3 separate regions of the Homo sapiens genome follow, and regions 1 and 3 are each linked to region 2. The links are chromatin loops, found by intact Hi-C in ENCODE. Cell type or tissue: adrenal gland. All regions are shown on one strand.

Region 1 (8,000 bases), 360 kb after region 2:
TTGTGAATGTACTAAATGCCACCAAATTGTGCACTTTAAAATGGCTAATTTTATGTATGTGACGTTCACCTCAGTTAAAAAAAATAAGCATCAATGAGATGCTGACTTCTACTCTTCTTCAATCAACTACTCAGAGTAAGAGTAAGGAGTAAGGGGAAAAAAGCCCTAAAAATCGGGTCTGCCTTTGTGTGGTCACTACTAAACCTTCTCTAGGCTGCACTGACCACCTCAGAGACCACTAGCAGTATTTGCCAATTTCAACATCAAAAATTAAGCATTTATTCTCTGTGATGGTAAATATAGTTCACTGACATTGAAATAAAATGAAAGTGGTGGGCTGGGTGTGGTGGCTCATGCCTGTAATCCCAGCACTTTTGGAGGCCAAGGCCGGTGGGTCACTTGAGACCAGGAGTTCAAGACCAGCCTGGCCAACATGGCAAAACCCCATCTCTACTAAAAATACAAAAATTAGCTGGGCGTGGTGGTACATGCCTGTAATCCCAGCTACTCGGGAGGCTGAGGCAGGAGAATCACTTGAATCTGGGAGGTGGAGGTTGCATTAAGCCAAGATTGTGCCATTGCACACCAGCGTGGGCAACAGAGCAAGACTCTGTTTCAAAAAAAAAAAAAAAAAAAAGATGTGGAAAGTTCTTCATCTTCGTTCAAACTCTACTTACTAGAGCCACCTGCTGCATTTGTCCCCCTACAGTACAGGGCTTCTCAGCCCTAGTTGTGTATTAGAGTTAATTATCTAAAATCTTTTGTACTCTATTTTTTTAAAAATCCCAATGTCCAGACTCCACCTGAAAAATTCTGATTCAATTGGTTGGGGATAGAGCTTTTTTTTAAATTAAACTTTTGAAATAATTGTAGATTCATATGTATTTGTGTAGAAAATAATACAGTGATTCAACATACCCTTTTACCCAGTTTTCTCCACAATGGTAGCATCTTGCAAAACAAGATATGTACAAGATGTGTATAATTTCACCACCAGGATCAGGATTTTTTTTTTTTTTTTGAGACAGGGTCTTGCTTTGTCACCCAGGTTGGAGTGCAGTGGCATGATTAAGGCTCACTGCAGCCTCAACCTCCTGGGCTCAAGCCTTTCTCTCACCTCAGCCTCCCAAGTAATTGGGACAACAGGTGTGGGCAACCATGCCTGGCTAATTTTTGTATTTTTTCGGGGAGGTGAGTTTTCATCATGTTGCCAAGGCTGGTCTTGAACTCCTAGGCTCAAGGGATCCGCCTGCCTCAGCTTCCCAAAGTGCTGGGATTACAGGCATGAGCCACCATACCTGGCTCTCCACCAGGATATTGAGATTGCTATAATAAAGGCACAAAACATTTCCATCACCAAAGGATCCCTTGTGTAGCCCATTTTTAACCACACCTCCTTACCTCCCACTTCTCTTTCCTCTCCCATCTCCTACCCTCACAACAACTAACCTTACTTTATTTCTATAATTGTCATTTTAAGAATGTTATATAAATAGAATCATACAATATGTAATCTTTGGGGATTGACTTTTTTCACTCAGCGTCATTCACTGAAGGTTCATCTAAGTCATTGCATGTATCGTTGCATGTATCAAAAGTTCATTTCTTTCATTGCTGAATAGTAGTCCATGGTGTGGGTGCATCACAGTGTGTATAACCATTTGCCCACTGAAGGACAGCTCGGTTGCTTCCAGATTTTTTTTTGGTTATGATGAATAAAGCTGCTATGATTACTCATGTATAGGTTTTTGTGTGGGCATAAGTTTTCATTTTCTTGGAGAAGTGCCCAAGAGTGCAATTGTTGAGTTGTATGGTTTTTGCATATTTAGTTTCATAAGAAAATGCCAAACTGCCTTGCAGAGGTGGCTGCTGGAATAAATCCACCAGCAATTTATAAGTGATCCAGTTTCTCTGCATCCTCAACAGCATTTGGTGTTGTCACTATTTTCATTTTAGTCATCCTGATATGTGTGTAGTGATAACTCATGTAGTTTTAATTCACATTTCCCTGGTGGCTAACGATGCTGAACACCTTTTCATGTGCATTATTTGCATCTGTGTATTCTCTTCAGTGAATGTCTGTCTTTTGCCCATTTTCTAACTGATACTTCTCACTGTTGAGTTTTGAGAATTCTCTATATTCTAGACACTAGTCCTTTGTCAGATTTGTGGTTTGCAGATTTTAAAAGAAATTTGTAATTTGTCTTTCATCCTAACAGGGTCTTTCTCAGAGCAAACATTTTAAATTGTGATGCAGTCCAATTTATCAGTTTTATGAATTATGCTTTTGTTGTCAAGTCTAAAAACTTTTTGCCTAATCATAGATCCTGAAGATTTCAAAACCCAGGTGTTAATTTGATCAGGTCTGCCTACCCTGCTTGGTTTTTTTGGTCGCTTGCTTCTTGTTATTTTTTTTCCTTCCTTTTTCCATGAAGCTGAAGGCCTCAGTAGCTGAAGCCCTTGCTGCTGCACACTGAAATTTATCCTTCCTTGGCTCCTTTATCGGTAACTCATGGGTCACCATGGTAATGGTCACTTCAGTTGTTTTTCAGGAACTTGGGCCAGCTCCTGTCCAGTTTGAACTGGTTGAGGCCACTGCCCCTTCAACTGGGCTTGTGCAGGTGCTGGAGAGGTGGCCTTTTGATGTTAGAGGGCCAAAGCTTCTCCCTCGGATCATGCTAATGCTGGCATTTTCTGTGCATATGTTCCATGAAATGACACTTGTGCAGAACCTGCCACTTCATTTTTCCCCCACTGTCAATCACCTTTCCCCACACCTTAGACCACCCCACTTCCCTAACCCATAAATATCCCTAAGCCTCATCTTTGGGGAGGCAGATTTGAGAGCTGGTCTCCCACCTCCTCACCTGGCAGCTTTGTAAATAAATATTTTGTCTTTTGCAAATCCAGGTGACTGTGACTGACTTACTGTGCATGGGCAGAACAGACCTGGACCTGGCTGATAACAATTTTCTCCTATTTTTCTCTTAAAGTTTTATGGATTTATACCTGTGATCCATTTTGAGTTAATTTTTATATAAAGTGTGAAATTTAGGTTGATGTTCATGTTTTTACCTGTGCACATCCAATTGCTCCAGTACCATTTATTGAAAAGGCAATCCTTCCTTTATTTAATTGCATTTGCATTTTGTGAAAAATCACTTGGACATATTTGTGTAGTCTATTTCTGGATTTTTCTATTCTGTTCCATTGATACATGTGTCTACTCCTCTGCCAATACCACACAGTCTTGATTATTGGTTATGTTTAAAAAGTTTCTGAACTAATTCTCAGTGTGGCCTGAGAACCATTTCTGAAGCTAGAAGAAAGTCTCCAAGAGACTGACTAGTCCAATTATCCCCTGTAATCCACAAAGGTATAGTCAAAGTGTGCTGTACTGAGAGTCAAAAGACCTGGGTCTTGTAGTCTCAGCTCATCAGGATGTGGCTGAGTGACCTGGCTAGGTCTTTTAGTCTGAGTCCCAGTTTTCTCACCTGTGGAACTGGGATGCTCATACAGCACTTGTTTAGCCTACCCTCCCAGTATGCTTGTGAGTGTAAAAGGAAATATATTTGATCTATATGTAAGGTTTAGACTTAAGCATAATTCAAATACAAAGGGTTCTTATTTTAGGGATAAGCACAATGAGATTCAGAGATTAAGGTTCTCCTTACCCAAAGTCATCTTCTATTTGACTTCGTGGCACCCATCAGAAAATTTCACATATTATTCAGCACATACGTAGTGTCCAAACTCTGCCAGGCACTGTGAAAAGTCCCTGGGGTACAAACACAAAAAGACATGGTCTCTGCCTTAAGAATCTTTCTATTTAGTGAGGACATAATTTTACAAAAGCTAAGTGAATACAAATTAAATTTGTATTGAGTATTCCTTTAGAATTCCAGGACCCTCCTAGTTGGATGAGTCCACAGGACAATAAATCATTGTCCTAGCATCTCTGTAAGTCCCCAGCTATACTTTCAGACTTTCACAGGGATGCACACTGACTTTGGTAGAGTCAACAGGAAAGAGGGTTTTCCTGGACAGAGCTAAAAATCCTGTGAGGTTCACACACTTGTAACCCCTTCCCAGCGATCACCATCTACACTCCAGGATTCCTCTGCCATCCATTTATTAATCAAAAACATCCCACAGAGCCTATTCAGGGCCCAGATGTCAGGCTTAGTATCTGGGTGATAAAATAATGTATACAACAAACTCCCATGACACGAGTTTACCTATGTAACAAACCTGCACATGTGCCCCCGAATATAAAATAAAAGTTAAAAAAATACAATTTTTAAAAAATTTAAAAAGTGTATATTGCCTACATCAGGTGGGGCAGATCGTGCAGACAGTGGGCATTCCCAAGGGTCAGCCTGCTTCTTCTGTGTGCTCCCAGGTCTCATTTCATGAATTGATTTCAGCCAAGGACTATCTATAATGTAACTGCATGTGGACTAGCTTTGTCAGAGAAAAGACTGGATGTAACATTCTTCTACGTAGCCGGCACTGAAGAAAATCTTCTTTGGAAAACAAAGGCTATTACTATTAAATCACTTAAACATTATTACATGCTATTTGGTACGTTCCAAGTGCATGAGAGTAAAGCAAAACACACAATAGCAAAACATGATCTACTGCAGCAAAATCAAAATTCAGTTTCTAGAGTCACAGCTGGAGAGATGCTCTGATGTAACCACAAGTGCCATCCCAGCCACTGGTGAGGCTCTACTGCCCCCGGGTGGCTGAAGTCCTTCTCTGACAAAGCTGCCGGTGCTCTCATGCTGATAATGTTACAGTGATTTTTACAAGGGCAGAGTGGATGTATGAATAGTTGGATGGATGGATAAATGCATGGAGGGATTGGGGTATTCATTCATTTAATAGTATTTAATTTCAACTATTTTTCCACACATGGGGCCAAGAGCTGTTAAGACATGATGTTTGAGATCTGAGATGTAAAAAACTGCATTGGTGTTAATTAAGCTAGAGCTGTGGTCCTAGCTGCTCAGTGCATTGGTCCCAGGAGAATGGGGCGGGGCGGGACGGGGCGGGGAGGGGGGTGGGGTGGGCGGGGTAAGAAAGGATTAAGGAAGTGACCTAAGATAAGAGGGGAGGGACTTCCCAAATATACTTCTTCTAGGGAGACAAATATAGCTCTGGCTAACCCATAGCCTATTAACTCATCACTTGGGTTAACAGGAGAAAGAATAAAAAACAGTAAGTGTGGGGTTAGATGTATACTAGAAGGAATACAGGGAAAATCCAAGGTGGGAACAGGGAGAGTAGGCAGAACACTTTGCTACACTGAAAAACAAAGTCAAACAGGTTAAAACAAGATATGGCACTTGACGTGACTGGTCTTCAAAGATGATGCCACTCAGTATTAGTTACTATACTATTGATGGATATGCAAACTGGTACATTTATTTTGACATAGTGGTTTCACAATCAGGAATTTATTGTCTAGAATTACTTGCATGATATACAGAGAGAAGAACAGATGAGACCACCTGTTATTCGTTTCACCTGGACTTAAATAATAGAGTTAAGACACTTCGAGATGAGGAGTTTCTTCTGGAGATTGAAGATTGTGCTGGAAGTTGTCACTGTAGCTGGGTTAGTATTGTTAGCTCTTTTTAAGGGTCTGTAAAAATTCTACAAGATTCCCAGCGATCTTTTTAAGATTCTATAAAAATTCCCAGTCTTTTGATTTCAATTGAACTCAAATATGCATTTATTGAGCACCTGATGAATGCACACTACTTTGGCTGGGTTTTAGGAGGTTGTGATGCAGGGATAACTCAGATCAGATTCCTTCCCTCAAAGACCTTGGTCTAGAGAAGCCTGGCTTGTAAAAACATAAAATACAGAATTTATGGTGAAATAATGGCTACAATACAGCATTATGAAAATATGGGATAGGGAAGATATGATACATTCTAACTGGAGGGATGATGGAGGGGAGATTCCCAGCAGATGTGGCATTTGAGCCTTGAAACAGAATTTTGACAGCTCTAGGGGAAGAGGGTGGGGGAAAGTGGGGAAGGATTCTTTTCCTTTAGGTTGGAAGAGCATGTGTTGCTATTTATTAAGTCTTTATTGAGCACCAGCAAGGTGTTGTGTAAAATAGACAGCATAAAAACAACTATAAAGGGGAGATAAAATACATCCCTGAAAAAAAGTCATAACAGTAAATGATACTGTTTGATTACCTATCAAAACAGTCTACAGAATCCAGAGGTGAAGCAGAAATGCAGGCTACTTTTCTCTGGGTAGTGAATTAGCCACTTCAAAAATATTTCAGTGAAGTCAGTAAAGGAAAACATGAGGCATAATAAGACATTTCTACCACTAGCCCTCCTTTCTTCACTAGATTTTGTAAAAAGTTACTGTTTCTATTTTTAATTACATGAGTAATCTTGCTTCAAAAAATTCAAGGGATAAGAAAAAGTAAAAAGCAAAATTCTCCCTTCAAAATCCCCTGTTCTCCTCCAATCTCATTTCTCTTTCTGGAAGTAAGCACTATTATCAGCTTACTGTGTTTCCTTCCAGAATGATTTCAGATGAATTCATGGAAATATGTAACTGGTGTAATTTTGCATAAGTGGATATATGTGTTTTTCTGAACTTTTTTACTCAACACCATATTTTAGAGAATTTTATATGTTAGCACATAGACCATGGAGTACAGAGCTACAACATTTTTTTTTTTAAACTGGAATTCCACAATTAGGATATACCTTGGCTATTTCACCGTTTCCTTTTTAATGGTTAACAAGATGAAAACTGCTAAAGTCTTATTGGGGTTTTTATAACCAAACAAGGGAAAAACGACTCCAACTCTGGGCCTAAAAGACATCCTACTTGAACCTCTCACTTGCAGTTCCTCATTCAATCCCCAAACTGCAGTGTGTTTCACAAATCCAGTCTCCTAAGTGAAGGGAAAGCAGGAAACCCTTGACGAATTCAGTAGTAATACAATGAGATAAGTATGTGCTGTGATTCTTAACTCCTAGCCTTCTCCAAAGGGACCAGTGATCATCTAGGGATAAATATGCACTGAAAAAAAAGGAAAATCGCAGTATGCCACAGTAGTTCACTGGTTAGAGTGGGGTTTACAGGGGTGAAGTAATTAAAGGAATTTTAACCCAAGTCCACCTTACAGTAAGTTCGATGGAACCCTAAACCCTTCCAGTGTTTTTTCCCCAATTCCTGAGTGTACATTTAAAGGACATAAGGCAGAATCTTCACATTGGTTTCCTAACCTTTAGAACAAGGGTGAGCAAGATAGAAAAGACTATGAAGAATCCACAGAGCTTTATTACACTCTCCAACCCCCAATCAAAATAGTAATGCACAAGTTATAACAATCCCTTGTTGACTAGCTATAGTGTCACCCTAAAATATCTGAATCAATTATCTTAATTTATACCTGCCTTCCAGCTTGACTGGTAATGAAAACAGATGGACCTGGAAGAATGACTGACAATTATTAACTCAATTAAGTAGTGTACCCAACTGCAGGTGCCTTTCCAAGCATGGTCTCTTTCAAGGAACAAATCAACAGAGACCCTTGTATGTAGCTATTGCTTACGCAAATGCTTTCTCCTCCTCCATTTAACAAGCACTTACTGTCTTACAGTTTCTGTGAGTCAGGAATCTAAGCGTGGCTTAGCTGGGTGCCTCCATCTCTGGGTTTCTCAGGCAGCTACAATCAAGATGTCAGCCGGGCTGTGGTCAACTCCAGGCTCACCTGGGGAGAATCTATTACCAAGTTCACTCACCTGATTGTTGTCAGGCCTCAGGTCCTTACTGGCTGTTGGCTGGAGACATTGGTTCCTCAACATGTGTCCGGAATTGGTGGGTTCTTGGTCTAACTTAAAGAATGAAGCCGTGGATCCTCGTGGTGAGTGTCACAGTTCTTAAAGGCAGCATGTCCGGAATTTGTTCCTTCTGATGTTCGGATGTGTTTGGAGTTTCTTCCTTCTGGTGGA
Region 2 (8,000 bases):
AGGATAAGGTGGGGTGAGGACAGGCCCAGAGACAGGACGGGGAGCGGGCCAGGCAAAGAAAGGAGGGAAGAGCAGAGAAGGGAGAGCCACTCATCTCACCACCTTCCCACAATGCCTCGTAATCACAGGATGACAGGGATGCGTGGCAGGAAGAAAGACAGGGTGATGAGCGCTGGGGCCACCCTGGAAGGGCAGAGCCCACGCCTCTTGGAGCACCGGCCAGTGGCAGGGAGTGAGTGTGGCAGGGCTCCCCCAGGCTTCCAAAGAACAGCTGGGTGGCGTCATTGCTGGAGGCACACCTCTCCATTCTCAAGCCAGGCACAGGTCCCTACAACTCCTCACCCACATTCCCTTCGTTGACATAAATGTGAGTCTATGGAGGAGTCCCCCTTCCCAGATAGAAAGACTGCCACACTCGCAAGGTCCTTCAGTGCAAGGCTGATAACACCAGGACCTACAGCACTCAGGCCCGAGATGTGAGGGTCGAAAGGACCCCCAAAGGCAGCTCCGCAGAGCACAAGGGCTTGGTGTGTGGAGTGGCTGAAGCCCAGTCACAAACTCAGGTGTGGTTGAGTTCCCACTTTATTTCCACAAAATCTTCTTTACTCCGCAGACAGTTCCTGCACTGGTAAGAAAGTCCACTTGGTTGTTGTTCGGGGTCTTCTCCCCCTCCCAGATCTCACCAGGACCTGACTCGTGACTGTGGCTGCCGAGGGACTCACTGCCCAAGCCCACGTGACCTTGTCATGGAGCCACCTCTGCAGAGCCCTGGCCACCTCCTAGAGTTCTCCTTGTGGGATCCCTGGGCCTCTTTTCCCTTCCTAGTGAGGAGGGGACTCACGAGAATCTTCCTCCCCCATCCCAGTCTGTCTTCTTTCCTGTCATAATCAGTTCCCTTCCAGCCTCACTCAAGGACTCAGCATAACCACTCCCTTTCACAGGCTTCCAGCTTTGGGAAAAGGAAAGTCAAAAGGTAGAGATGGCTATTGCTGGCAACTTCTGCTTTGGTTTGGCCATAAATGTCCCCTCGGGTAAGAAAATGTGAAGCCTACTTGCCTCTGCCAGGAGGCCATGGGAATACACAGCTCAACAAATGACCCTGCCCTGCCTGCACTTTCCCCCAACAGAGGAAAGGGATTCATAGAGGATCACATTATAGAGCTGAATCTTGAACACAACCTTGGAAGGGTTAAGGTTCAGGGGCCAATCTATCCAAGGTCATAGCAGAGCTGAGGTTCTGGTGCCAATCTATTCAAGGTCATAGCAGAGCTGAGGTTCTGGTGCCAATCTATTCAAGGTCATAGCAGAGCTGAGGTTCAGTGGCCAATGTATTCAAGGTCATAACAAGGCTGAGGTTAAGGGGTCAATCTATCCAAAGTCATAACAAGGTCAAGGTTCAGCGGCCAGTCTATCCAAGGTCATGGCAGAGCTGAGGTTCAGGGGCCAGTCTATCCAAGGTCATACATCTGGAAAATGGCAGTGCAGGGATGGAAACCTAAGTATGCCTTGGGTATACCCAGCTTCACAAAGGGAAGGGCAGCATCCTAACCAGAGCAGCAGTGAGGCCTCACTACAGGCCAGACACTGTGCTAAGCACTTTATATGTAACCATTCCATTCATTATCCCTTTGAAGCACAGAGAGGTTAAGTAAATGCCCAAGGTCACAGAGCTGCAAGGTGGCAATGCCAGGACGTAAACCCAGGCAGCCTGACATCAGTTTGCACCACGCTAACTGGGACTCCACAGCCTTAGTCATGGTCCTTTAGGAGTTAGGGAAGAGGGGGTGCAGCAAATGACAGGCATGAGAGTTGCCAGCATTACACAGCATGAGGTCCTGGTCATAGTCCACACCTCCCAGGTAATATATTACGTCTGTCCAGTTAGACTTCGGAAGGCCACAACACACACCTTAAGGTAAATGAAGGGCACTGGGCACTGTGATAGGCCTTTGGGGCACAGTTAGGGGATCCCTTAACCCAATGGCAGGCAGGGCAGCCTGGCAGTGGAATGGCAGGGAGGGTGGGTGCGGGCAGAGAGGCTTCAGTAGGGCTGAGTCAGTGAGCTGGGCCAGCCTGGCGGAGGGCAGATAAGAAGTTGACAGGTGAGGTTGGTGTTCTGACCCGCTGCAGGACTACACAGCGGGGCTGGTGAGCCCCCAAGGCATCAAACATCTCTACATCCAAGCCCAGCTTCTCCGGAAGCTGTCTGCTGCTGCCCCTGCCTGGCAGGCCCAGGGGTCCTGCTGGAACCCTGAATGGCTGGGAAGGTGGGGTTGGAGAGGAGAGCAAAAACTCCCTTCCCCCTCACCATTTTTTTTTTAAGACAGGGTCTCGCTTTGTTAACCAGGCTGGAGTGCAGTGGCACAATCACAGCTCACTGCAGCCTCAGTGACCTCCCATGATTAAGAAATCCTCCTTCCTGCCTCAGCCTCCTGAGCAGCTGGGACCACAGGCATGCGTCACCATTCCCCCAGGTAACTTATTATTTTTTGTAGAAATGAGATCTTACGTTGTTGCTCGGGCTGGTTTCAAATTCCTGGGCTCAAGCAAGTCTCTCACCCCAGTCTCTCAAAGTGCTGGGATTACAAGCATGAGCCACCGCACTGGCCTCTCTCCCCCTTGACTCCAGACAGATGTGGTCTGCGATATAATAGGGGAGTGTGGACACGGGGTCACCCACCTCCTTTCTAGGCCTTTGTGGAGGCTGCAGGAGAGGTGCAAGGAGCCAGGTGGATCTCAGGGCAAGCCAAAGCCCTGCCTTGACTGGCTGGGTAACATTGGCCAAGTTACTTCCCCTCTCTGGCCTCAGTTCCTTCATCTCCAGGTCTTAGTACACACCGCGGGGAGGTGTTGTGAGAAATAAAATGCGATAGTGGGTGAAGAGGTGACCCACGCCGGCCACGCAGGAATGAGCGTGTCTGTCTTTCCCTACTTTACCATCTTCAGTTTTAGTCAGTAAATATGTTCGGAGATCCTACCACGCGCTAGGCGCCGTTCTTCCTGCTTGGGAGGGGTAAATACCTAGAAATGCGCGAAGTGTGGCTGGGCGTTGCCAGGAGAGCGGCCGGCACCCCACGGGGGCAGGGAGCAGACCTGACTCAGTGGCGTCAGTGCTACTTCAAAGCGGCAGCGCATTTCATTAAAAATCTGATGTAGAAATTACCCTGGGCTTTGTTTTGCAAAGAGCATTTGCATAAGAAAAAATAATCAGCCGGTTAATTCCCCCGTCCACTGGCAGGAAGAGAGACAGCCTTCAGAGAGTTTGGGACTCTCTCATTCCCGGAGAATTAAAAGCCTCCGAGACATCCATTTTAGAAGTTCTGGTCAATCGTTCTTAAAGTGCGGTCAGAAGACCCCTTGCGTCTGAATGGTTTGGAGCACTCATACAAGCAGAATCCCTGCCCCAGTCTTGAGTCTGGGAACGGAGAAGGGAGCGTCAGCGGGGTGGTGAGGGGGTAGCGGGGAGGGCGAAGTTGACCGTGCCAAGCCGGCCCGCTGGAAGAGCTGCAGGGACCAGACGGGGAGCAGACGGAACAAGCGTGCTGATGGTAAGAGGCCCCCAGACTTTTTCTTTCCCTAACCCTTTCCCTGTCTGGGCCTCCGTTTCCGGTTTTCCGGTTGGTGCAGTGCTCTCTGGGGTTCTCCCAGGGGGACTGTCGGTGAGGCTGCGGCGCCCGAGACCGCTCCACGTGCAGCTCCACGGCGTGCCCACCAGGGGGCGCGGCCCGCATCCTTCCTCGGAGCTGCGGCGCTCCAGGACCAGCAGGTCTCCCGCAAACGCGCGCGCACGGAGAGCACAAGGCGTGTGGCTCTTGGCATGTGTGCCGGTTGGGGTCCTCTGGTAAGCAGACGCTGAGATGGCGTTAGGAGTGCAAGAAGTTTGTTGGGGATTTAAACCTGTGTAAGGACGACTGGCGGGGAGAGCCTCAGACGGCAATGCAGATCTGACCAAGTCTCTGCCAGCCCAGCAGGGAGATCCCGGTGGAGACTGCCGATTTGAAGAGTCCCGCAATGGGATGACGTGGCCGGGCACTTGCACCCGTGCAGTGCTCAGGCATTGGCTGGGGGCTGCCTGGGAAGATCCGGATATTGAATGTGAAAGACAGGAGGTGCTGGAGGCTGCTAACTGTGCTCCCTACAGCTGGTCTGCAAGTTCATTCATTGTTTTCTTCCTTTCTTTCTCTTTCTTTTTTCTTTTTCGTTCTTTTTTTTCTTTTTCTTTCTTTCTTTATTTTTTTTTTTCTTCTGAGACAGGTTCTCGCTCTGTCACCCAGGCTGGAGTGCAGTGGTGCAATCATGGCTCACTGCAGCCTCAAACTCCTGGGCTCAAGCGATCCTCCCACCCCAGTGTCTGGAGTAGCTGGGACTACAGGTGCATGCCACCATGCCCAGCTAATTAAAGACAATTTTTTTTGTAGAAACGGGGTCTCAATATATTGCCCAGGCTGGTCCTGAACTCCTGGCCTCAAGTGATCTTCCTGCCTCCGTTTCCCAAAGTGTTAGGATGACAGGCCTGAGCCACCGCGCCCAGCCTGCAGGTTCTTTCTTGAAGGGAAACACCAGCAGCCGGCAGTGTGCAGCCTCCTGTCTCTCTAAGCACTGTCCTCCACATACAACCCATCTTCCTCCTCTCTGCTCCTTGCTGGTCAGGGCCGCTCTCCAGCTGTGCTCCCTAGACTCCTGCCTTTCAGGGCCAGCTTTCAGGACCTTGAGGGCAGGGTGCTAGGCATAAGCCAGTGATCTTACTAGTGGATTCTGTACGAGGGAAAAGCCTGCACAACCCGAGGGGACCAGAGGAAGCAGAACCGCAGCTCTCCTCACGATCTTGTGGGGACTTGTGCAAATTAGCACCACTCTTCTGGGTTTCCCATGGCACAGCCCGGGTAATTTTCCCTAGCGCCTCCAGGGATAGGATCCAAAATGGGAATTTAGGAGGGGCCATATTTCCCCCAAAGGAATGGCACACAGAGAGCATAGAGCTCTGGTGGTTGTTGAGGGATTTATGTTCCCTCCACCCCGCGTCCCCCAGGCTCCCAGCACAACTTTGCCTCTCAATACTGGTTGGGTCCCAGGAAAGGGAGCTTGAAGAGGGTTTTTTTCCAGAATCTGTCAGGCCTGAGGGTGCTCGGGAGATAAGGGGGAGGGGCTGGGAGAGGGCTGGGCTGGGACAGTGGAAGAGCTCCTGCATATGCCACGCTGGGCGGCCCCCCTCCCAGCTCCTCCCAGGCACGGTGATGCCCATCTGCCATTTTGGAGCGTTTGGGCAGTGCCTGCAGCTCACTCTCCCCGGTCCAGATGGTCACCCATCCCTCCCTCCCCGACTCTCCCCTGCCCTCACCCCCAGCCCCACTCAGAGCAAGCACCTGGACAAGCCAACACTGCCTCCCAGCGCCTTCCCCTTCCAGCTAACTGGGGCCCAGCGGGACAGGTAGAGGGTCCCCGGTTGTCAAGGAAACCAGGCCTGCCCCTCCTCCCTCAATCTTGCTGCAGGGAGGGAGGCAGACAGCTGGGTGGGAGGGTGGAAGATGGACAGAGATGCAGATACAAACAGTAGGAAAACATGCAGAGAAACACGCACACACCCAGAGCCTGAGAGAGGGTGGGCAGAGTGTACAGGATTTGTTGTGACTGTGCTCTGTCTGTTATCGTGTACAGGACTGAAAGAGTGTAGACAAGTATGCAAATATGTGCAGGGCCATGTGCCTGTGTGAGCGGAGCATGTTTCCGTGGGTCTGAGAGTATGAGGCCATGGTTATCCTGCTAGTGTGCTTGGTGAGCCTGTGTGCGTAGTTGTGCATGGGAATGTCAATGAGTAGTAAAGGGGTGCCTGTGAGCATGACCGTGAGTGTGTGTTGTGAGTGTGTACACATGCGTATGAATGTGGATGAGTAGGGGGAGGGCTGTAAGTGCCCTGTCCCCCCACTGGCCTTGTCCCTTCTCTACCCTAAAGGCAGGCCAACTGGGACAAGCTCCTACCCAGTGGGTACTGGGGCCCAGGGACTGAGGAGAAAGGCCTTAATGATGTTGTCCTCCAGCCACCCCTTCCCATGCCTCCATGGCGTCTGTCAGGGCAGTCCAGTCTGGAAGAAGTGGGCTGGTGAGTCCCCAGGACTACACAGAGGGGTCTTTGGGTGCTGAGCACTGGGTTGACTATGGGGTGCAGGTGGGAAAGCCTTGAAGGAAAGAGTAAAGGCCCTGGTGCAAAGGCCTGGCTACCCTAGCAATCTTGCCCTCACCTTCCAGGCAAGATTGTACTGCTCCTTCCCTTCCTCTTCTCCTGAGACTGTAGCTCCCTGCACAAGAGTTATATTTTTCCCTTGAACTGGGAGCCTCCCTAGGATGGTCCTGATTTTCCTCCCTTACATCAGATGTTCCCAGAGTATAGGGCTCATGTCTTTACATTCTTATTGGAATAGGGTTCTCAGATAAAATATGGGTGGCTCAGTTACATTTGAATTTCAGATAAAAACAAATAATTTTTAGTACAAAGGAACCCCAAGTATTGCAGTGGGAAATACATATACAAAAAAATTACTCATTGTTTCTTGAAATTCAAATATAACTGGATCACAGAAAAATCACAAGAGAAATGAGAAAATTATAAAATACTTCGAGACAATGAAAACAGGCCAGGCACGGTGGCTCATGCCTGTAATTCCAGCACTTTGGGAGGCCAAGGCAGGTGGGTCACGAGGGGTCAGGAGATCGAAACCATCCTGGCTAACACGGCGAAACCCCGTCTCTACTAAAAAATACAAAAAATTAGCCGGGCGTGGTGGCAGGCGCCGGTAGAACCAGCTACTCGGGAGGCTGAGGCAGGAGAATGGCGTGAACCCGGGAGGTGGAGCTTGCAGTGAGCCGAGATCATGCCACTGCACTCCAGCCTGGGCGACAGAGCAAGACTCCATCTCAAAGAAAAAAAAAAAAGAAAGAAAAGAAAACAAAAACGTAATATACTAAAATGCCTAGGATTCATTGAAAACAGTGGTTAGAAGGAAATATAAAGCTATAAATTCTTATAAAGGAAGAAAGATCTCAAATCAATTACCTCACTCCACACATTAAGGAACTAGAAAAAGAAGAGCAAACTAAACCCAAAGCAAGCAGAGGAAAGAAATAATAAAGATTAGAGTAGAGACTGGCCAGGCACCATGGCTCACACCTATAATCCCAGCACTTTGGGAGGCCCAGACAGGAGGATCCCTTGAGCCCAGGAGTTTGAGACCAGCTTGGGTAATATAGTGAGACTACATCCCTACAAAAAAAACACAAAAATTAGCTGGGCGTATTGGCGTGTGCCTGTAATCCCAGCTACTCGGGAGGCTGAGAATTGATCACTTGAGCCTAGGAGGTTGAGGCTGTGGTGAGCCTTGATCGTGCCACTGCACTCTAGCCTAGGCAACAGAGTGAAATTCTGTCTTTAAAAAAAAAAAAGAAAAGAAAAGAAAAAGAAAAAAAGAAGAGAAAAGAAAAAAATTAAGTGGAGATAAATAGAGAACAGAATAATAATAGAGAAAATCAATGAAAACAAAAGCTGGTTATTTGAAAAGATCAACAAAAGTGACACACCTTTAGCTAGACTGATTAAGAAAAAGGAGATAAGACTCATATCACTAATGTCAGAAATGAAATTGGGGACAATACTACCAACCTTACAGAAAGAAAAAAGATTATAAATGAATAAGAACAATTGTATGCCAAAAAACTAGATGAAATCCGCAAATTCCTAGAAAGAACTACAAAAACTGACGAAGAAACAGGAAACCTAAACAGCTATAAGAAATAAAGAGATTCAGTAAATAATCAAGAATTCCCAACAAAGAAAGGTCCAGGACCAGAAGGCTTCACTGGTGAATTCTACCAAACATTTAAAGAAGAATCAAAACCAATTCTTCTCAGATTCTTCCAAAAAAATAGAAGATGAGGGAGCTTCCTGGCTCATTCTATAAACCCAGCACTACCCTGATACGAAATCCAAACAGACATCACAAGAAAAGGAA
Region 3 (8,000 bases), 91 kb after region 2:
ATACCTCACATCATGACAAAAATTAATTCCAGATGCATTAAAGATCTAAACATTTAAAATAAGAAAAGCTACATGTGTATTAGAGGAAAATGGAGTGCATGTTTAAAATCATGCAATGAAGAAAGGCTTCCTAAGAAAGCCAGGAATCCCCCAAATCATAAAGGAAATGAATAGGTTAGAATAAATTTTTAAAAGACAGTTTCTGTATTACAATGAGGCACCTAAACAAAATGAAAACTCAAGCCACATACTTGACTACAATATTTGCAATATATAATAGACAAAGTATTCCTGTGAAGAATATATAAAGAGTTCCAGAAAAATTAACAAGAAAAAGAACCCGACCGGACACGGTGGCTCACGTCTGTAATCCTAGCACTTTGGGAGGCCAAGGCAGGCAGATCACCTGAGGTCGAGAGTTTGAGGCTAGCCTGACCAACATGGAGAAACTCCGTCTCTACTAAAAATACAAAATTAGCCAGGCGTGGTGGCACATGCCTGTAATTCCGGCTGCTCTGGAGGCTGAGGCAGGGGAATCGCTTGAACCTGGGAGGCGGGGGTTGTGGTGAGCTGAAATTGTGCCATTGCACTCCAGCCTGGGCAACAAGATCGAAACTCCATCTCAAAAAAAAAAAAAGAAAGAAAGAAAGAAGGGACTGGGGCCAGGTGCCGTGGCTCACGCCTGTAATCCCAACACTTTGGGAGGCCAAGGCAGGAAGATCACTTAACCCCAGGAGTTTGAGACCAGTCTGGGCAACATAGTGAGGCCCTGAGACCCTGTTTCTACAAATTAAAAAAAAAAAAAAGAAAAAAATTAGCCGAGCATGATGGCTTGCCCTGAAGTCCCAGCTACTTGGGAGGCTGAGGTGGGAGCATTGCTTGAACCCAGGAATTGGAGGCTGCAGTGAGCTATGATCACTCCCCTGCACTCCACCCTGGGCAACGGAGAAAGATCCTGTCTCTCAAAAAAAAAAAAAAAAAAAGAGTCTGGGCATGGTGGCTCACGCCTATAATCCCAGCACTTTGGGAGGCCGAGGTGGGTGGATCACCTGAGTTTAGGAGTTTGAAACCAGCCTGACCAATATGGTGAAACCCCGCCTCTACTAAAAATACAAAAATTAGCTGGGCATGATGGCATGTGCCTGTAGTCCCAGCTACTTGGGAGGCTGAGACAGGAGAATTGCTTGAACCCGGGAGGCAGAGGTTGCAGTGGGCGAGATTGCGCTACTGCACTCCAGCCTGGGTGACAGAACAAGATTCCAGCTAAAAAAAAAAAAAAAACGAAAGAAAGAAACAAAAGGCCGGGTGCAGTGGCTCACGCCTGTAATCCCAGCACTTTGGGAGGCAGAGGCGGGTGGATCACAAGGTCAGGAGATCAAGACCATCCTGGCTAACATGGTGAAACCCTATCTCTACTAAAAATACAAAAACAAAATTAGCCAGGTCTGGTGGCGGGCGCCTGTAGTCCCAGCTACTTGGGAGGCTGAGGTGGGAGAATGGTGTGAACCCAGGAGGTGGAGCTTGCAGTGAGCCAAGATTGCGCCAGTGCACTCCAGCCTGGGCCACAGAGCGAGACTCCGTCTCAAAAAAAAGAAAGAGAGAGAAAGAGAGAGAGAAAGGAAGAAAGGCAAAAGATATGAATAAGCAATTCACAGAAGGCAAAATATATATTTTAACCTACTAATTGGAAAAGATTTAAAAGAGTAATAATCATCAGTATTGCCAAAGGTGTGAGAGAGCAGGTGCTCAAATACACTCTTCGTAAGACGTAAATGAGGCAAGTTGGCAATTTCTACTAATATTTAAAGATGCATGTCTACTGACCTAGCAATTCCACTCTAGGAATTCATCCTACAGAAATATTCTCAAGTGTATTTAAAAAATACGTGTGCAGCATTTTTTAGTACTCGATTATTTTTACAAGCCTCAATTTTTAAATTATATTCAATAAAAATAAAGTTTCTCTGTCAAATTGCTTAAACGTTTCTAAACGCTTCCTCTCAATTTCTGTAATGGTAACAAAATGTTTTACACTGTCAGTAGCACTGGTCTGGAATATGATCACACTTTGTAAACACTTCATGGACAGCAGAAAAGAACGTGTTCTTTACAGAGTATGTCTATATATAGAAATATGCTATATATATACATATCAGGTGTATTTGATATATATCTTTTTTCAACTTTATTTGTTCACGTGCTGTAATATATTTTATTTAACTTGATTAATCATGGACTTATTGTGACCACTCACACTACCAATTGATTTCTGTTGTTTTCTCTCATTTCAAGAAGTTTTCACTTTACATGAGTACTGAGTGATTGTGTAGCAATTTTATGATAGTGAAAGGTTGGAAACAACCTGCAGGTCCATCATTAAGGAAATGGGGTAAACAAATTAGGGAAGAGCCACACAAAGGGACACTATGCAGTCATTAAAATGATGCTGTAGAGCAGTCTCGTTCTCCAGCGTTCAGTCTCAGGATCACTTTCCACTCTTGATTATTGAGGATCCCAAAGAACTTTTGTTTATATGGGTTATATCTGTCAATAGTTAGCATATTCAAAATAAAAATGAAGGAATTTTAAACTATGTATTTATTAACTTGCATAATGATAAGTCTATTTCATGTTCTCCTGAAAAACATATTTTTATTAAAAATAACTTTTTTTAAGACAAAAAAGTTAATGAGAAGAATGGCATCATTTTACACTTTTGCAAATCTCTTTAATATATGTCTGGCTTATTAGAAGACAGCTGGCTGGCTTTGCATATCACACATTATGCAGCCTTTGGAAAACCCCACTATACACTCAAGAGAGAGAATGAGAGTGAAGTGGCAGACAATGTCTTATTATTGGGAAAATACTTTTGACCCAATGGACTGCATTAAATGGTCTCGGGGATCTCCAGAGGTCCCCAGACCATACACTGAGGACCAGCGATGCAAAGTAATATTTAACAAGAGAAAACTATTTATATGATACACTGTTACGTGAAGAAATGCAATATGCGATTAATCACATTAAAAATATCTACCCCCTGTAATCCCAGCACTTTGGGAGGCCGAGGCGGGCTGATCACCCGAGGTCAGGAGTTCAAGACCAGCCTGACCAACATGGAGAAACCCCGTCTCTACTAAAAATACAAAATTAGCGGGGCATGATGGCAGGTGCCTGTAATCCCAGCTACTCAGGAAGCTGAGGCAGGAGAATTGGAGGCGGAGGTTGCGGTGAGCTGAGATCGCGCCACTGCTCTCCAGCCTGGGCAACAAGAGCGAAACTCTGTCTAAAAAAAAAAAAAAAAAAAAAAAAAAAAAAAAAAAAAAAAAAAAAAAAAATGGAGACATTCCTGGCCAACATGGTGAAACCCCCGTCTCCACTAAAAATACAAAACTTGGCTGGGCGTGATGGTGCGTGCCTGTAATCCCAGCTACTTGGGAGGCTGAGGCCGGAGAATCGCTTAAACCTGGGAGCCGGAAGTTGTAGTGAGCCGAAATCGCGCAACTGCACTCCAGCTTGGCGACAGAGTGAGACTCCGTCTCAAAAACAAAAACTATCTGTTTACCTATCTGGAAGCGACTGCAAAAATATACATCAAATGTCAAAAGTTGTTACCTCCCAAGTATTGGGACCATGAGTGCTCTTTAATTTTCTTTTCCCTTAGCTATATGATCTAAATTTCTTACAATCAGTACTTAACGTTTTGTACTTTCGAAAAAATAGAGGCAATTCGCTGATGTGAAGAGGGAGCCCCTGAAGTTTCAGAGGCCCTACAGGCCAGAGAGGGGCTCAGTGCAGGGTGTGCACTGGGTAAAGACGAGGGGCCCCATCCGCTAGGTTTGCCTGCTGCCCTCTGGTCAGATGAATGTCTTCATCTGCCTTGAACATCAGCCCTCCCTTATGTATGTTGCAAATGTTTCCTCCCAGAGTAACACCTGAATATGGGCTCGCGGTAGAAAGTTCAAACAGAACTGCAGGACCCATAGTGAAGGAATGGCGAGGGGTGGGGTGGGTTACTGACTCCGTGGGAGGGTGAGGCAGCTCCTTGATCTGCGAGGCTCAAGTAAGTAGTTTGAGGCAGGACCCCGAGTCTGGGGACTATGGGACGCAGGGTCCCGCCTCCAAAGCGGGATGACTTAGGTATTGGAGCCAGCGCCGGCTTCCCCTGCCGCCCAAGCCATGGCCGTCCCTCTACCGCCCCCTGTGGTCAGGGCTGGGCCTGCAGGCGTGGGACAGCCTCTAGGTTGGTGCAGGGGGTGCGGGGAGAGGGAGGCAGTCAGGCCCAATGCGGAACCCTTCGTTGATCTGGCAGCGGTGGAGATGTTGTTCCACACTAGCCGATTTTCTAGGAAGGAAAAGGGTCAGATTATTTTAGCTCCAGTTTTCACCCCCTCAGTTTGATAGAAATTTCCCTGAAAACAGTTTCCTGTATTCAATACAAACACAGAAAAGATTTGGACCATTTCTTGGTGACTGCAAATCATCACTTGGAGCGTTAGTTATAAGCTATTAATTCATGGTGGGACAGTCTTGTCCCTACGCTGAATGGCTCCAGATTTTTGTCTTGAGCAAACAGCAGGCCGCAGAGAATTGTCTCAGTTCTTCTCTAAGTTTTTTCCCTCCACTATCCAGCATATCCTCTCATTCCTTGCTTGCTTTTCTAAGAGATTTGGACCAGAAGAGAACAGCACCTGCCCAGGATCCCCAAATCCCTGCCCCGAGGCCACACCTCCTGAGGGAGGCTCAGAACCTTCCACAGAGCTTTTCTCTCCTTGCTCCATTTCCTTCAAAGCCAGCTTGCTTGAGATTTCCATATTTATGATTAAAAATTCTTCTGCAGAGTAGGAAGCCGTGTCTACAACAACTACAAACAACAACCGCGAAGATGCTTTGCCTTTGTACAGCACTCTCAAGTTCCAGCAAACTCTATGTTCATTGATCCTCTCAGCAGGTGGGTACAGCCATCCCCACCTCACACTTGGGGAAGCTGAGACGGCACAGCCGGGCATACAGTATGGACCCCAAGCCAGCTCACTTATTTCTGAATCCATGATTCTTTCCACCACCCATGATGCTGGTAAACAGATAAGTTCTGGCTGGCAGATCTCGAAGGAGTGGCTCTGTCTTCCCCAGGTCTCTTATTCGGGCTGCCGTTGTGAAGGCCAGTGCCTGTTTTTTCCCCTAGTTAACATTCAGCTGCCAGCTCTCTGGAGTGGAATGTTAAGCTGCAGATGGGGGAGCAATCAGCACCCTGATTGCCTGGCACAGCTGGAGGGGCCTTATGAATATTCCAGAGAGCAGGCACTGTGCCCAGCAGCCTGATTAACCACTGGGGCCTCCCCAGGGGCACCACCCCTTTCCTGCTGCACTTCACCCGGACTGCCTGCCACCTCCAGATCCAGGCCACAGGAAGAACAGGGCTAGAAACAGAGCTACCTGCTACCCCAACTGGCACCTGGCAGAAAGAGAAGAAACCCGGCCTAGATATCAAGAGTCTGGGTTCTCCCTATAACCCAGCCATTCTCAGTCCCAGCTGTACACCGGGTCTCTGGGGCTGGGATGGTGCATTCTCCTTCCCCACCACAGTAGTGTGGCCTGAGGAGCTTTTGAGGATCTAACATACCTGCTCTGTTTGAATCTCACCTCAAGTTCTATGATGAAAGTATACTCATTCTCCTCGTTTTACAGATAAAGAAACAGAGGCTCAGAAAAGTCAAGTAACTCCTTTAAGACTGCACGGCCCACAAGTAGCAGAGTCAGAATTTAGCCCAGGGCTCTCCCAGTCATGTGCCTGCCCACCTTACAGAGGTTTAGAGGGAAGCATTTCTATAAATGTGCCTTGTATTACTATTACTGCCATTTGGATGTCTTAGAGGATTTCCTTGAACATTAATTCAACCAACACTTTATTACACCTCTCTGATGAGCTGACACCCCATGTGTCCATCTCTTTTGGAAGCCGAGAGAGTAGATGTTTCCAAACTCCATACAAGTGCAGCAGATCTTGGGGAAGCTTACTCTCTGAAGGAATGAAGCAACAATTCTAGTTGGCAAGGAGAGGCAGGGGTGGGGTCCTGGAGCAGCGGTCCAGACAAGATAGCATCACTCCAGCAGTCAGGAGGCAAAATTGGCCCACCGACCCACCCATTCATCTAACAGATGGGTATTGAATGCCTGCTAGGTTTCAGTCAGAGTTCCTGGACCGAAAAGGAAGCAGTAAACAAGACCAAGTCTTGACCACCTAGAGTTTGTAGTCCAATTGGCTACCTCTCTTGGACCGAGAGCCCCCAACGGTGGGAAACTTGTCTGGTTTGCACAGGGGTGGCTCACAGTAGATCCTCAGCCAAGGGGCCATTGGGCTGACCTATGGCCAAATCACAGAGGCAGGTGCCCATCTACTCTGAGATGGGGTCTCTTCTTTGCTGATCCTGGCAGCCCATCCCCACCAGATCCTAGGGAGAATGCAGCACCATACAGGGGCTGCCCACACTGAAAGGGGCTGCATCCTCCCCTGAAAGCCCTTAGAACGATATTGCATGGCCCAGCTGGTCTTAACTCTGGAGCTGAATCTAGAAGTTGGTGGATCATTTAGCTCCATAGCTCACAGCATGTCTGAGGCCTAATATTAAAAGAAGGGTCAGGAGGAAAGGTGCCCAGCTCAGTACTGAGGACTGTAATAAAATAATATTTTGTTTGCTTACCCAAAGCCTTCGTTCCCATTCCAGATTTCTGTAACACCCCATCACTCCCCCACAATCAGCACTGAGCTCCTCAAACCTTCTCTCCCCCAGGAAAAAAAAAAAAATGCCTGAATCTTCATCACTGCTCTGCAGTGAGGTCTCCGCCCCTCCAAGGGAATTCAGAGAGCCTTTTCCAAATCCATTTTTCAGATCTTTCCTCAATCGTTCTTTGTTCTTCAAGCTGCCTTCCGCTTGGTGCAATTTGCATCTCAAAGCCCATGACAGCCTGAATGTACAGTAAGTGACTTTGGAAAAGGGAGGAGAATTGTGCTCTCAAAGAGAAAAGTCGCAACTTTATTTCATTTGTCTGAGGCTCGAGATTGACAGCTTGCTTTGTGTTTTTCCTTTTTTGGAAGAATGGCTGCTGATTTTTGAGGAAAGTGAAGGCGAGCCCTTCTGCAGAAATGGAAGTGTCGCTCTCTTATTTTATTACAAGGTTATGGGATGGGTGTTCTCTGGATTTGGAGTCCAGGGGGCCAGAGATGCAGCCTGGCTAGTGGGCATCATGGGAGGTCAAAGAATCCATCCCTCTCCCTTGGGCCTGGGTCTACAGCTGAGCTGTCTTCCTGGCTCCATTCCTCTCATTCCTTGCAGAGCCAGGGAGGCTGGAAATTATAGTAGCTGGTTCACTAGGACTCTGTGAAGTCAAGCCATGGGCCCTAACTCTGCCCAGAGGCATTGCCCTGGCCTCTGAAGCATCTGGCAGTCTGCTTGATCTGCTACCCATTTTCCTTCTAGGGCCTGGAGCCTCCCATACCTTTGGAAGTTGTAGCTCCACCCCTTAGCTGTGAAACCCTAGGCATCTAACATCTGTTTCTCAGTTTCCCTGTTTGTGAAATAATAATAGTGCATGTTTCTCAGGGTGCTGTGATGATTAAATAAGGTGCTGTAAAAAGCACTTAGCACGTAGCCTGGCCCATAGTACGTGCTAGTAAACGGGAGCCATGGTGATGCCAAGGACTGTTACCCATCTCCAGGCCACCCCATCCTAGCAATAGCCTGTTAGCTTTGGTGGGATTTGGAGCCTGTGGCCAGCAAGTGTGAGCCTTGTCTTTGGCCTTCCTGCTACTGTTGTCTGGCACAGTCCCTGAGTATGCCTAGCAGTGAGCTACCTCGAGGGGAAGGTACCCATAGGCAAGTCATTTGTGCCTAAAGGGGTACAGGGATGGTGGTGCAGGGTCTCCAGGGAGGCATGACTGAGGTGGCCATGCCAGGCTGGGTGCCTGGAGATGGGGGATTCTAGGGAGGGTCCAGGGC

The links. Hi-C counts contacts between places; a loop is a spot of excess contacts. Peaks named below come from ENCODE experiments on the same cell type or tissue, not always from the same donor. Only the 100,000 strongest peaks of a DNase experiment are listed, where the experiment ranks them.
Region 1: it touches region 2 in a loop (3-fold over the local background); 69 of 110 quality-filtered maps call a loop at or near these places.
Region 3: a loop joins it to region 2, with 2.8 times the contacts of the local background. A loop is called at or near these places in 19 of 110 quality-filtered maps.

Annotation. Positions count from the first base shown.
Region 1 is chr15:68,920,325-68,928,324 of GRCh38, forward strand. No RefSeq gene overlaps it. Among named protein-coding and RNA genes, the nearest start is that of SPESP1, 6.2 kb to the right of the region's middle. RefSeq lists a silencer at 6,877-7,077. In adrenal gland, a CTCF peak has its summit at 4,733 (motif pointing left); a DNase peak (open chromatin) is centred at 4,747.
Region 2 is chr15:68,556,066-68,564,065 of GRCh38, forward strand. It overlaps a transcript of CORO2B not described here. Among named protein-coding and RNA genes, the nearest start is that of CORO2B, 19 kb to the right of the region's middle. In adrenal gland, CTCF peaks have their summits at 3,712 (motif pointing right) and 3,911; a DNase peak (open chromatin) is centred at 3,786; H3K4me3 peaks cover 1,060 bases; H3K27ac peaks cover 324 bases; H3K27me3 peaks cover 413 bases.
Region 3 is chr15:68,647,066-68,655,065 of GRCh38, forward strand. The region is part of intron 2 of CORO2B (coronin 2B); the gene reads left to right. It overlaps LOC124903514 (a long non-coding RNA gene), which reads left to right and starts at 3,485. Exons shown (of 2, transcript XR_007064691.1): 1 at 3,485-4,954. RefSeq lists enhancers at 4,179-4,746, 4,804-5,304. In adrenal gland, CTCF peaks have their summits at 4,206 and 4,405; DNase peaks (open chromatin) are centred at 4,186 and 5,216.